Linked DNA regions of Homo sapiens: region 2 is linked to region 1. A link is a contact called in ENCODE Hi-C or POLR2A ChIA-PET data. All regions are on one chromosome and are shown on one strand. Each heading gives the region's core, a stretch centred on a gene start or an enhancer-like site at or near the end of the contact. The rest is flanking DNA. Distances are from core to core; before and after follow the strand shown. Region 1 overlaps BIN1 (bridging integrator 1). Region 2 holds the start of SFT2D3 (SFT2 domain containing 3).

Region 1 (5,235 bases), core at 884-3,383:
TTCTGTGGCATATATTTTTACAGACTAATTTTATATAAATGTTCCTTCTCTGAAACACCTTTCTCTATTTTTTAAACTTTTCGTAAGTTGTCTCCAATCTTCGAAGGGAAAAAGGAAAAGTTAAGAAGGAAAGAGAAAGTCTAAAAGGCAGGAAACCGTACTTAGAAGTGTGAGTCAGGGGAGGCCCCAAGCTGCTTTTCCTCCTCCGACCCTGGGCCTGGAATCCACCATCATCACTTCATCCATCTGGGCCCAAGAGACAAAGTCAGACCCACCACTGGGGGCGGGGGTGCCAGCCCTGGGTCTCTCCAACTGCAAAGTTCAACAGCTTTGCGTTTTAGTTGCCAGATAGGTTAAAATGAAAATAACACAAGAGAGAAAGGTACGCTAATCAGACCAGACCCTGTCGCACAGTGGATTCACGCAGACGAAACAGGCCTATTTAAATGTCTCAAAAGCATGGGAGAAAAATTAAAATTGAGAAAATGCTAGTAATTTTTTCCTACAAATTGAGAAACTGCCACCATTGTCTAACACTGCACTCCCTGGGCCAAGGTTGCTAGAGAACACATTCACAGTTTGAGAGGGCCTGGTCTACATTCTCAGGTGGTCTACCCAGGCAAGGACCCAGGACACTCTCAAAGCCTCCCCAGCATGCCCTGCTGCCCTCCTGGGCCCAGGCACTCCTGAAGGGGGCTGTTCCACAGGGCCGGGAGGGAGCCCTGTGGTCACCGGTGTGTGCTGAACCTGGCAGGGAAGGAGGAGTTCAGGCTGCCCCTCCCACGACTCTGACTCTGACCCTCGGCCAGGGTGGGGTGTGGCCCCTCAGAGGGGTCCCCATGGCCTACCTTGCTCATCTCCTTGTGGAAGTTTTCCTCCAGGCCCGCGATGCTCTGGAACGTGTTGACGTAGAAACCTACGCGGCTACAGAAGGGCGGAAGGATGGGGGCCAGGTGAACAGGCAGGTCAGGACAGCAACTCAGAAATACCCACCCACGAGCGACCACACACGCTCATCAGAGGCACAAACCAGAGAGGGCCCAGGCACCGCAGCACTCAGGCTGGACACTGCAGCACACAGGCTGGGCACCGCAGCACGCAGACTGGACACCGCAGCACGCAGGCTGGGCACCACAGCACGCAGACTGGGCACCGCAGCACGCAGACTGGACACTGCCCCACGCAGGCTGGGCACCGTGCTGGGCCTCACCTGTTCCACAGGGACGGCAGCTCCTCCTGCAGATCCACATTCATCTCCTCAAACACCTTCTGGGCTTTGATGAGCTCCTCCTCGGCCTGGGGGGCAGCACGGGTCATTCCCCTCTGTTGGGCGTCCCAGCCAGCCCAGCCCCATGGCCAGTCCTCCCACCTCCTGCCCACCCCTCTTGGCCAGTGCGCTGGGACCAGGGCTCCGGGCAAGACAGAGGCTGAACTGGATGTGGACACCCATGCTGGCGACCTCCCCCTGCAGCCCTCCAGGACCCTGAGGACATCTGGGAAAGGGAGGGCTGAGCAGCCGTTGCCAAAGAGAGGCCCACGTGGCCGGGAGGGCAGTGAGCGTGGAGTAGGGCACAACAAGAGGGGCAAGCCTGGGGCTTGGCGAGCTGGACACGGGACATGCACAGAGGCAGACCCCAGACCCAGCCAAGTGGGGACCCTGCCCACTTCCACAATGAACCTCCTCAGGCTAGGTGCCAGCCCTGCCACTGCCTTCTGGCTCTCAGGGCAGCATCTGTCGCTGCCCCCAATTGCCCCCGCCCCTGAGTGCTCCCTCCCCATTTCTGAGGGCCAGCTCCTGGCAGCCTCAGCCACCAGCCTTCACTTCACCTCCCAGGGATGGTCCTTCCCACAAAGCCCTCTCCTGGGACCTGTCCCCACCAGAGGGAGACCAGAGGCAGCCACTCAGGCACCTCTAGGAATGTCAGGGGGACCCTAGAGGAGGGTGCAGGGCCAGGGAGGAGGCAGCCAGGCAGCTGGGCTGTGCCTGGTCCCACTCCTAGCCCACACCTTCCCCAGGGCAGGCCCTGCATCCTCCAGGCACTCACACCCACCAGGCAGTGGTGCTCAGGCCCCATCACACGGCCACAGAGTGCTGGGGAAGGGACTGCGGGCAGCAGGTGAGTCACAGACCCTGCCCGGTGCCCAGCCCGCCCAGGGAAGGGGCTGTGCTGGCTCACTGCGGGAGGACACTGCCGGCGAGAGTGACTCAGGGATTCGGGGTCTGAGTCACAGCCCAGGAAAGTGTCAGGCCCCGCCTAGGGAAACTTCCCGCCAGCAGCCTCACGTTCTCAGGCCGGGGCTGGGGCCCAGGCTGGGCCGCCTTCTGGCAAAGGCAGCCAGATGGCCGGAAGGCCACTTAACCACAAAGCACACGATTGCCCCAAGCCCAGCCAGCTGTCCCATCCAGCCTCAGACACCAGGACTAGCCCAGGTCAGCCCCTAGGCCCAGTGACTTGGGTTGGGACTGGAGGAGGGGCCACCATGGCTTCTGAAAGGTTACCTCCAGCTACTCGCTAGAGTGGGCGTGGGCTCCTTGCCTGGCTTTTCAGAATCTAATAAAAATTTAAAGGCAGAATGGGGAGCGGGGGGTGGGGAAGAATGTCTATTCCAACATGCACACCTCTCTTGGATCCAGGGACCCTGGGCACCCCACACCAGGAGGGGAATACTGCCCCTCCTCCGTCTCCAGGCTATGGCTGGGCCATCCCTGCCCTACTCCCCTGGGTGTCCCATTACCTGGCAGGGGGGCTGCCAACCATGGTTCTATGGAACTCATAAAATGAGTGAGTCCTAGGGGTACTGTTGTGAGCTGAGCACCATCACACATACCCCCTGCCCTCAACTGCCAACAGTGGGTCTAAAGTCCCACATTCCGTAAGAACCTGCCTGGACCACCCGGCTCCTGTACCCACTAGGACCCCCTCTCCATGAGGATGCAGCCACCACCCCCACAACTCCCCAGATGGCAACGGTGGGGACAGCAGTGAAGACAGCACCGCAGCTTGTCTGTGGGAACATCTGCACCCAGCCGTGCTCTCACCGCTCAGCAACGCTGCCGAGAGCAAGAGCGGGGACAGTTCCGCTTGAGTTCCTGGAAGTCAGGACCCGTGTCTTGTATTCCCTTTGGGTGACATTCCTCATATTCTGGCTCTTTAGGAAGCATGTGGAAGGGGCAGGGAGTAAGGTGAGGGCTGTCTGCCATGAGGAGAGAGTGCCCCCACCCCAGCTCCACTGAAGCTAACAGTGGGGAAGAGCAGAGTCACATGGGCCCGGGGTCCCGAGGACAGCATTCAGGACGCTGAGGCAGGTGTGGAGAGCAGCTCAGAACTAGCCCAGGGTCTGCATGGAGCCGGCCAGCCCCCTGGTGCAGCCTAGAGAGGATGCACTATCTCCCCAAAGTCAAGTTCCCAAGCAGGGCAGCCCCGGAGTCCCAGCTGTGCCATCTCACAGCCAGCCAGCTGCCCACAGGCCACTCCAAAGGCTCTCCAGCCTCCAGCCAGGTATGAGTGGGCTGGGGACAAGGAGGATGTGCTCAAATAAAGATGGGACCCAAATGGGACAGCTAGTTTGGCCAAAATGTGAAACACCCACAGCCCAGCACCCAAAGGTGTGATCACCTGCCTCACCCTCTCGCTGCTCCCCCAGGGTGGGCGTGGAGGCAGGCCCTCCCAGCATAATCCCAACCACACCTGTCCCAGGAGCCCAAAAGCAGTGGGCAGGCCCCATAGCCTCCTAAGAGGTTCTCCCATCCACAAAAAAATGTTTCACCTGTTTCAGGGAAAATTATTCAGAAACCCGGGCCCTCCGTCAGTAGTCCCATTCCCTTCTAGCCCAAGTGCTGAACTGACTGGCAGGGCATACCCACTCCAGCCCCTGGTTCCTCCTCTACCTCCAGAGGCAGATGAAGTCTCAGGCCTACTGAAGTCCCCCTAGGCATCACCCCCAGCCCCTGGTTCCCCATGGGCACCCTGACCTCAGGATGAGGCTGTCAACACTCAGTGTCTCCAAAGTCAGCCTTGGCCTAAAATAAATCAGGCAGCAGATCAGGTGAGAAACTGGACAGCCAGGCCAGGAGCAGTGGCTCAGGCCTGTAATCCCAGCACTTTGGGAGGCCGAGGCAGGTGGATCGCTCAGCCCCAGGAGTTCAAGACCAGCCTGGGCAACATAATGAGGCACAGTCTCTACAAAAAACGTAAAGATTAGCCAGGCACGGCAATGCGTGCCTGTGGTCCCAGCTACTCGGGAGGCTGAGGCAGAAGGATTGCTTGAGTTGGGGAAGTCAAGGCTGCAGTGAGTCATGATCACACCACTGCACTCCAGCCAGGGGAACGGAGAGAAACCCGTTCAAAAAAAAAAAAAAAATAGAAAAAGAAATTGGACAGCAAGCCATGCCAAGCCCACCCAGAGCTCTCCACGTCACAGGCACTCAATGAAGATGATGAAATCAAGAGGAGGCTCCGAAAAAATGGGGCAGCTGCCCAGAGAGAAACCCAACCTCCGGGGCCGGGCCCCTATCGCCAGCCTCTCGGGAATATGGAGAAGTGTGAGGGCCACATCCAGGCTGTGACTACACTGACCTGAAATGTGCCTCAGTTTCATTGGCGAGAAAACCACATGACCCACCTCTCACAGGGCACTGCATCCAGTGGTCCCTGGCCACACTGTAACCCATTTGGAGGGCAGGGGGCTGAGAAGACCATAGCCTCTATGGCCAGGATGGTGAGATGGCCCAGGAGTTTTGTAAAAAAGCCTCCTCCGGGAAGCCCCCCAGGAACACTGTGGTGCTGGTCACTTGCCCTCCATGAATCCCCAAAGGCCAAGGACCCATGCTTCCCCTCCACGTCTCAGCATCCCATCCAGACTGGAGGGTCCTCCCAGTAACTCCTCCAGAGTCACCACGGGGACCACAAGTCCGAGGAAAATGACGCAGGGGCTTCAGTCAGGAGAGCCCCAACCCTGCCCCTAACCGGCTCTGGGGCCCTGGGAGGAGGCTGTGATGTGCCTCTCTGGGCAGCTTTCTCTGCTCAGTAAATTCAAGATGATCTCAGAGTTGTCATGTGGCTTGAAGGACAGGCATGGCAGTACAGGGGCCTGATGATGTCGCCTCCCTCCCCAGAGGAGCCCTCACAGAGGACAATGGCTCAAAGGCATTCCTGGACCACTAGGATTTCAGAGGAGTCTCCAGGAATGACCACAGATGCAGCCACGGAGCGGGCATAGCTATGCCCCCACCCA
Region 2 (5,235 bases), core at 748-3,247, 640 kb after region 1:
CACAAGGTTAGAAACCAGGAATCACAACCTAACGCTGCCCTATCGTCAGTTTTGTAGGTGACCTTGAGTAGGTTACCTCACTTCTTGGTATTTCTCAGCTTCCCTCACCTATAAAATGAGCAGCACACTCCTGCCTTTTCTATACGGTAGCTGCATAAATGATTAGGTAACATCACTGATGGGCATTTATGCACCCAGTCCACTTTCTAGCTCTGTGTATTTGACTACTCTAAGTACCTCACAGAAGTGGAATCATGCAGTATTGGTCCTTTTTGTGACTGGCTTATTTCCCTCAGCCTAATGTCCTCAAGGTTCATCCATGTCGTAGCATGTGTCAGAATCTCCTTCCTTTTTAAGGCTGCGTAACAGTCCGTTGTATGCATATATCACATTTTATTGATCTGCTGGTGGACACTTGGGTTGCTTCCATCTCTTGACTGACATGAATAGTTCTGCTGTGAAGAGTTATACAAATCTCTGAGACCCTGCTTTCAATTCTTTGGGGTATATATCCAGAGTGGAACTGCTGGATTGGATTGTAATTATATACACACATACACACATAACTGTATACAAATATGTGTGTATATACGTTTATATGTGTCTGTGTGTGTGTGTGTGTATATATATATATATATATTTTTTTTTTATAGTAACTTCCATACTGTTTTCCACAGCGGATATAGCATTTTACATTCCCACCAACGGTGCACAAGGCTTCTAGTTTCTCCACATCCTTGACAGCACTTGTAACTTTCTGGTGTGTTTTTGTTTTTTTGTTTTGATTGTAGCCATCCTAATGGTTTAGCCCATGCTAAGTGATCAGGCTGGTCACTATTATTATCAAGTGAGATAACAAATCAGAATATATTTTGAAAAAGAATTGCATCTGCCAGGATCCAACCAAGAAAACAGAAAGCATTAAAAGGAACTTAATGGGGGAGATTAGTTACACACAGGGGATGGAAAGGCTGAGAAGCCAAACAGCAGGAAGCCGTTAACCTTACATCCACCTAGGGCAGAGGACAAAGGACACAGGGCCACCCAGGGGAAGCCAAGGTGGTGAGGGGAGCTGTGGAGGCAGCTGGAAGAATCTGGAGGAATCTGACCTGTGAGAGGAACCACAAGCAAACACCCTCTAGGAGGCTCTGAGAAACAGCAGGGCACGTGGGTGCGGCCTGGGAACAGATCAGGATTGACCTGCGTGCGAGCCAGCTTGTCACAGTGATGTGACGATGAGTCAGGACACCTGGGCGTGGCGCTGTCCAGAGCACGAGAGTGACACCAAACACATGGGACAGCAGCACCGAGTCTTGGACAAGGGGCGCGAAGGAGTCAAGGATGTTGCCAGGCCTGTGGCCGAAACTGAGAACAGAATAGAGAAGCAGGTTGAGGGTGCTGGGTGTCAACCCTTCCTTTATCAACCCCATGGTAAATGATCAGGATGGTCACTATTACTACAAGTGAGGTAACTAATCAGAACGCAACTTTCCCCAAAAAACCCACCTGAGTTACACAGGTCTGAACTTTTTTAAAAATTAAATTTTTATTTTGAGATCACTGTTTGTGTTCAGTTGTAAGAAACAAGAGAGATTCTGTGTACCCTTTACCCATTCCTCCATGTTGCAAAACTAGCACAATATCACCGCCACGGTAGACGCAGTGAGGCCATAAGACATTTCCGTCAGCAAAAGGGTCACTTCTTGTGCCCCTTTAGAACCACACCCACCCCTGCCTTCCAACTATTAATGCTGGCAGGACTTAGCCAGACCGCAAGGGCGCCTACTCCGAACAAGGAAGAGGGTCAGGCGCTGGGAGGGCGACTGCAAGCGGACAGGCAGCACCTGCGACCACGGTACTTGGGGACACCACAAAAGTCCGCAGAGCAGGCACCGCGGCACTTCCGCGAGCGCCGCAGGCCCTGCCCCTTTCGCCGTCGCCGACCAATTGCCGCCCGAAGACCGAACCGCTTCAGCGGAGGGCCGGAAGTGAGCCGCAGCTTTTCCTTTCTGCCACCGCCTTGTCCAAGATGGCGGACCTCCACCGCCAGCTGCAGGAGTACCTGGCGCAGGGGAAAGCTGGCGGCCCGGCGGCCGCGGAGCCGCTGCTCGCCGCGGAGAAGGCGGAGGAGCCCGGGGACCGGCCGGCGGAGGAGTGGCTGGGCCGCGCGGGCTTGCGCTGGACGTGGGCGCGGAGCCCTGCGGAGTCGGCAGCGGCCGGCCTGACGTGCCTCCCGAGCGTGACGCGCGGGCAGCGGCTGGCGGCGGGCGGCGGGTGCCTGCTGCTGGCTGCACTGTGTTTCGGCCTAGCCGCGCTCTACGCACCGGTGTTGCTGCTGCGCGCGCGCAAGTTCGCGCTGCTCTGGTCACTGGGCTCGGCGCTGGCGTTGGCGGGAAGCGCGCTGCTGCGGGGCGGCGCGGCGTGCGGACGCCTGCTGCGCTGCGAAGAAGCGCCGTCCCGGCCCGCGCTGCTCTACATGGCAGCGCTGGGCGCCACGCTGTTCGCCGCGCTGGGCCTTCGCAGCACGCTGCTCACGGTGCTGGGCGCGGGCGCGCAGGTGGCCGCGCTGCTGGCCGCGCTGGTTGGGCTGCTGCCCTGGGGCGGCGGCACCGCGCTGCGCCTCGCACTGGGTCGCCTGGGCCGCGGCGCCGGCCTCGCCAAGGTGCTGCCCGTGTGAGGACCTCGCGCCCTCGCCGCTGGGGAAGTACGCGGAGCCAGCGCCGTCGGAGACCGCGCCGGCCGAGCTGAGGACTGCACGCCGCTGTGCGGAAGCCCGTGGCGAAGGCCCTGCCCTAACAGCCTGCGAGTCTAATCCGGGAGCGGCTGCTGCCAGCGGAGGCGACAGCAGCGTTGGGAGCTCCTCGATGTCAGCTTTTTGTGCTGGACTTGGCACACGCTCTGAAAACTGAGATTTTGTCATTGAACTGGTGACAGGATGTGAGACGGTTATTAGAAGTTGCTTTCGAAGTAACTGTGGTCTTAGGTTCGGCTGAGTAAAGAAAAAGGATTTTTCTTCGAGTTAGCTGCTCTTGTGATTTTTCTCAGGCTGTTTTGTCATTTTAAAATCCAGTGGTAGATGTAGCTTAGCGACGGTAGTTTTTTGTTTTGGCTATACTAAGACTTGGAAATTATTCTCTCCAGTGTCAGCGAATCCAGAAGGGTATCAGATTAAACACCGAATTCAGCCACTGGACTTTTAAAAGTACTTAAGATGGTTTATCTCGGGTTTTTTCTTCAGTTAACAAAATCATAAATATGGTGCCTTATAACATGAAAGGAAAATTAGTTGTGTATTTCACGACGAAAGCGACGGACCAAAAGAAATTTCCTGCCCCAAGAAGCATGGGATCCAGGAAGGGGCGCGTAGATGCTTAACGGTCTCTTCGGAAATCCTGCAAATAGAAAGATAATTCTAGATCCGGAATACCTGTATCTGGTGGAAACCATGGATTTCTACAAGCTCGAATTATTCCTCATTGTATAGCCTGCTTTGTAAACTAGTTTACAATTTGCAGGCTGATCTTAAGATTTTTTTATATCTAATTGCTGCTGCCTTCATTTTAGGTTCAGCAGTTACTTTTAACTACCTTAATTTATTGCCAGAAGGTATGAGCCTAACATTCTGATGAGTCCAGAAAACTACGTTTTGTCAGTAGCAATACACTAGGAAGTAAAATATATTTAGAATTTAAACATTGTGTGCCAGTGGTCCTCGCGCTTGACTGCACATCAGTTACTTGAAGAGCCACACCTCAGATCAATGCAGTCAGAACCTGGGAAGTAGGTCCCAGACATCAGGACCTTTTTAAAGCTCCCCAAGTGATTCTACGTTCCCCAAGTTTGAGGACCACTTTTCTGTGCATTGGCTTGCACAATTTGAAAGTAATGCTTTTCCTGAGCTGGATCCCAGTGTTGCCTTAACAGGGTGTCTGTCGTGCCGCAGTAGAGCACTGCTGCTTCCTCCAACCCCAAAATTTATGTTCCTAAGTAAGTCAGGTCCCTAAGCCCCGTCCCAAGAAGTGACACAAGTGGCCAACATCCACACTGTAGGCTTGCAGGCTACCCGCCCTGAGATTTGGTAAAGAACACTGCCTTGTTCCCCATCAGTAAACAAGGTTACCTACCTCAGGAGGCTGCTTGTGAGAGAGCAAATGCAGTATCTTCAGAATGATTTATTTTTTTAATTAATTGTAAAGACTTGTGCCATTGGCTGCTCTTTCTAGTCCCCTAAATTTCTGTTCTAGTTTTAAATTTCTCTAGAACTTGCAATAGTTGGGGGTTTTATAATGATGTTTTACAATGTTTATTTCTTAAATAAAAACTTAAAAATTCAACATTTCTCAGCTGGTGGCTCACACCTGTAATCCCAGCATTTTGGGAGGCCAAGGCGGGAGGATCACTTGAGGCCAGGAGTTCAAGACCAGCCTGGGCAACACAGTTAAACCCCATCGCCACAGAAAATCTTCAAAAAATTTGCCAGATATGGTGGCACACAACTGTGATCCCAGCTACTTGGGGTGGGGCTGAGGTGGGAAGATCACTTGAGCCCAGGAGGTTGAGGCTGCAGTGAACTGTGATCACACCACTGCACCACAGCCTAGGCAACAGCGAGACCTTGTCTCAAAAATTTTTTCTCAAATCAAACATCATTGAAAATCTACTTTTTATAAGCTTCAAATCACAACATCTAGTATGTATGCTGACAGTGATGTTTTTAAATGCCATATATATTTAATAAGTATAATGTAGAGGTTTATTGTTTAAATGAATTCACTCTCAAAATGTGATCTGTCAAGTCCAGTAGAGCTTCAAGGTAAAATGAAAATTTTTAAATGTGATCTGGTTATCTGCTTACTGAGATACTATGTTTCTAAAGTTAAAGCCCAAAATAATGAAAATTTTTCCACTAGAATCTCAGGGAAAAAAAGTCTAATCTTGATATGGGTTTGGTCTCTGGATCCGGTTTTAGCTTCATGAAATTTGATTACAGTTTCTCTCTCTTTAAGCTATACCAGTTGGGGGTGAGTGAAGAAATACCCATAACCTAAAGCAATCTTGAGCCTCCTAATAGCATGTTTATGGTGGAGCGCTGATTAAATAAGCTGTAATTTCAAAGTTAAAAAAAAAATAGTCTCTAGATTCTAACACTGAAAAGCAGTGTATATGGCTGACATTTTCTCACTCCACAGAAATCAATTAGCTTTTGCTGTTTTTTACATTCATAGAGAACCAGTT

What was found. A loop is a pair of places that touch in the nucleus more often than their neighbours do. ChIA-PET counts read pairs that join two places held with the same protein, here RNA polymerase II (POLR2A). Pooled maps may share reads with other maps.
Region 2: a loop to region 1 is called in a pooled map, with 4 times the contacts of the local background. The contact joins the promoter of SFT2D3 here to the enhancer-like site in region 1. A Hi-C loop is called at or near these places in 1 of 168 maps with a recorded cell type or tissue (CD8-positive, alpha-beta T cell) and 8 of 50 pooled maps. POLR2A ChIA-PET finds 5 or more read pairs at or near these places in 1 of 52 experiments (AG04449).

Annotation. Positions count from the first base shown.
Region 1 is chr2:127,062,723-127,067,957 of GRCh38, forward strand. BIN1 (bridging integrator 1) reads right to left here. Exons shown (of 19, transcript NM_139343.3): 8 at 1,211-1,296; 9 at 849-924. Among named protein-coding and RNA genes, the nearest start is that of BIN1, 42 kb to the right of the region's middle. RefSeq lists enhancers at 1,376-2,201, 1,730-2,929, 2,051-2,345, 4,678-5,235 and a silencer at 2,064-2,532. Within about 2 kb of position 2,134, at least 28 of the 41 ENCODE cell types and tissues checked have a DNase peak (open chromatin) inside an H3K27ac peak, as active enhancers do; they include CD8-positive, alpha-beta T cell, where a contact is called at or near this core.
Region 2 is chr2:127,699,500-127,704,734 of GRCh38, forward strand. SFT2D3 (SFT2 domain containing 3) reads left to right here and starts at 1,998. Exons shown (of 1, transcript NM_032740.4): 1 at 1,998-5,235. The coding sequence starts at 2,030. The coding sequence ends at 2,677. It overlaps WDR33 (WD repeat domain 33), which reads right to left. Exons shown (of 22, transcript NM_018383.5): 22 at 1,528-5,235. RefSeq lists enhancers at 520-1,719, 714-1,235, 947-1,316, 1,236-1,757 and a silencer at 2,077-2,756.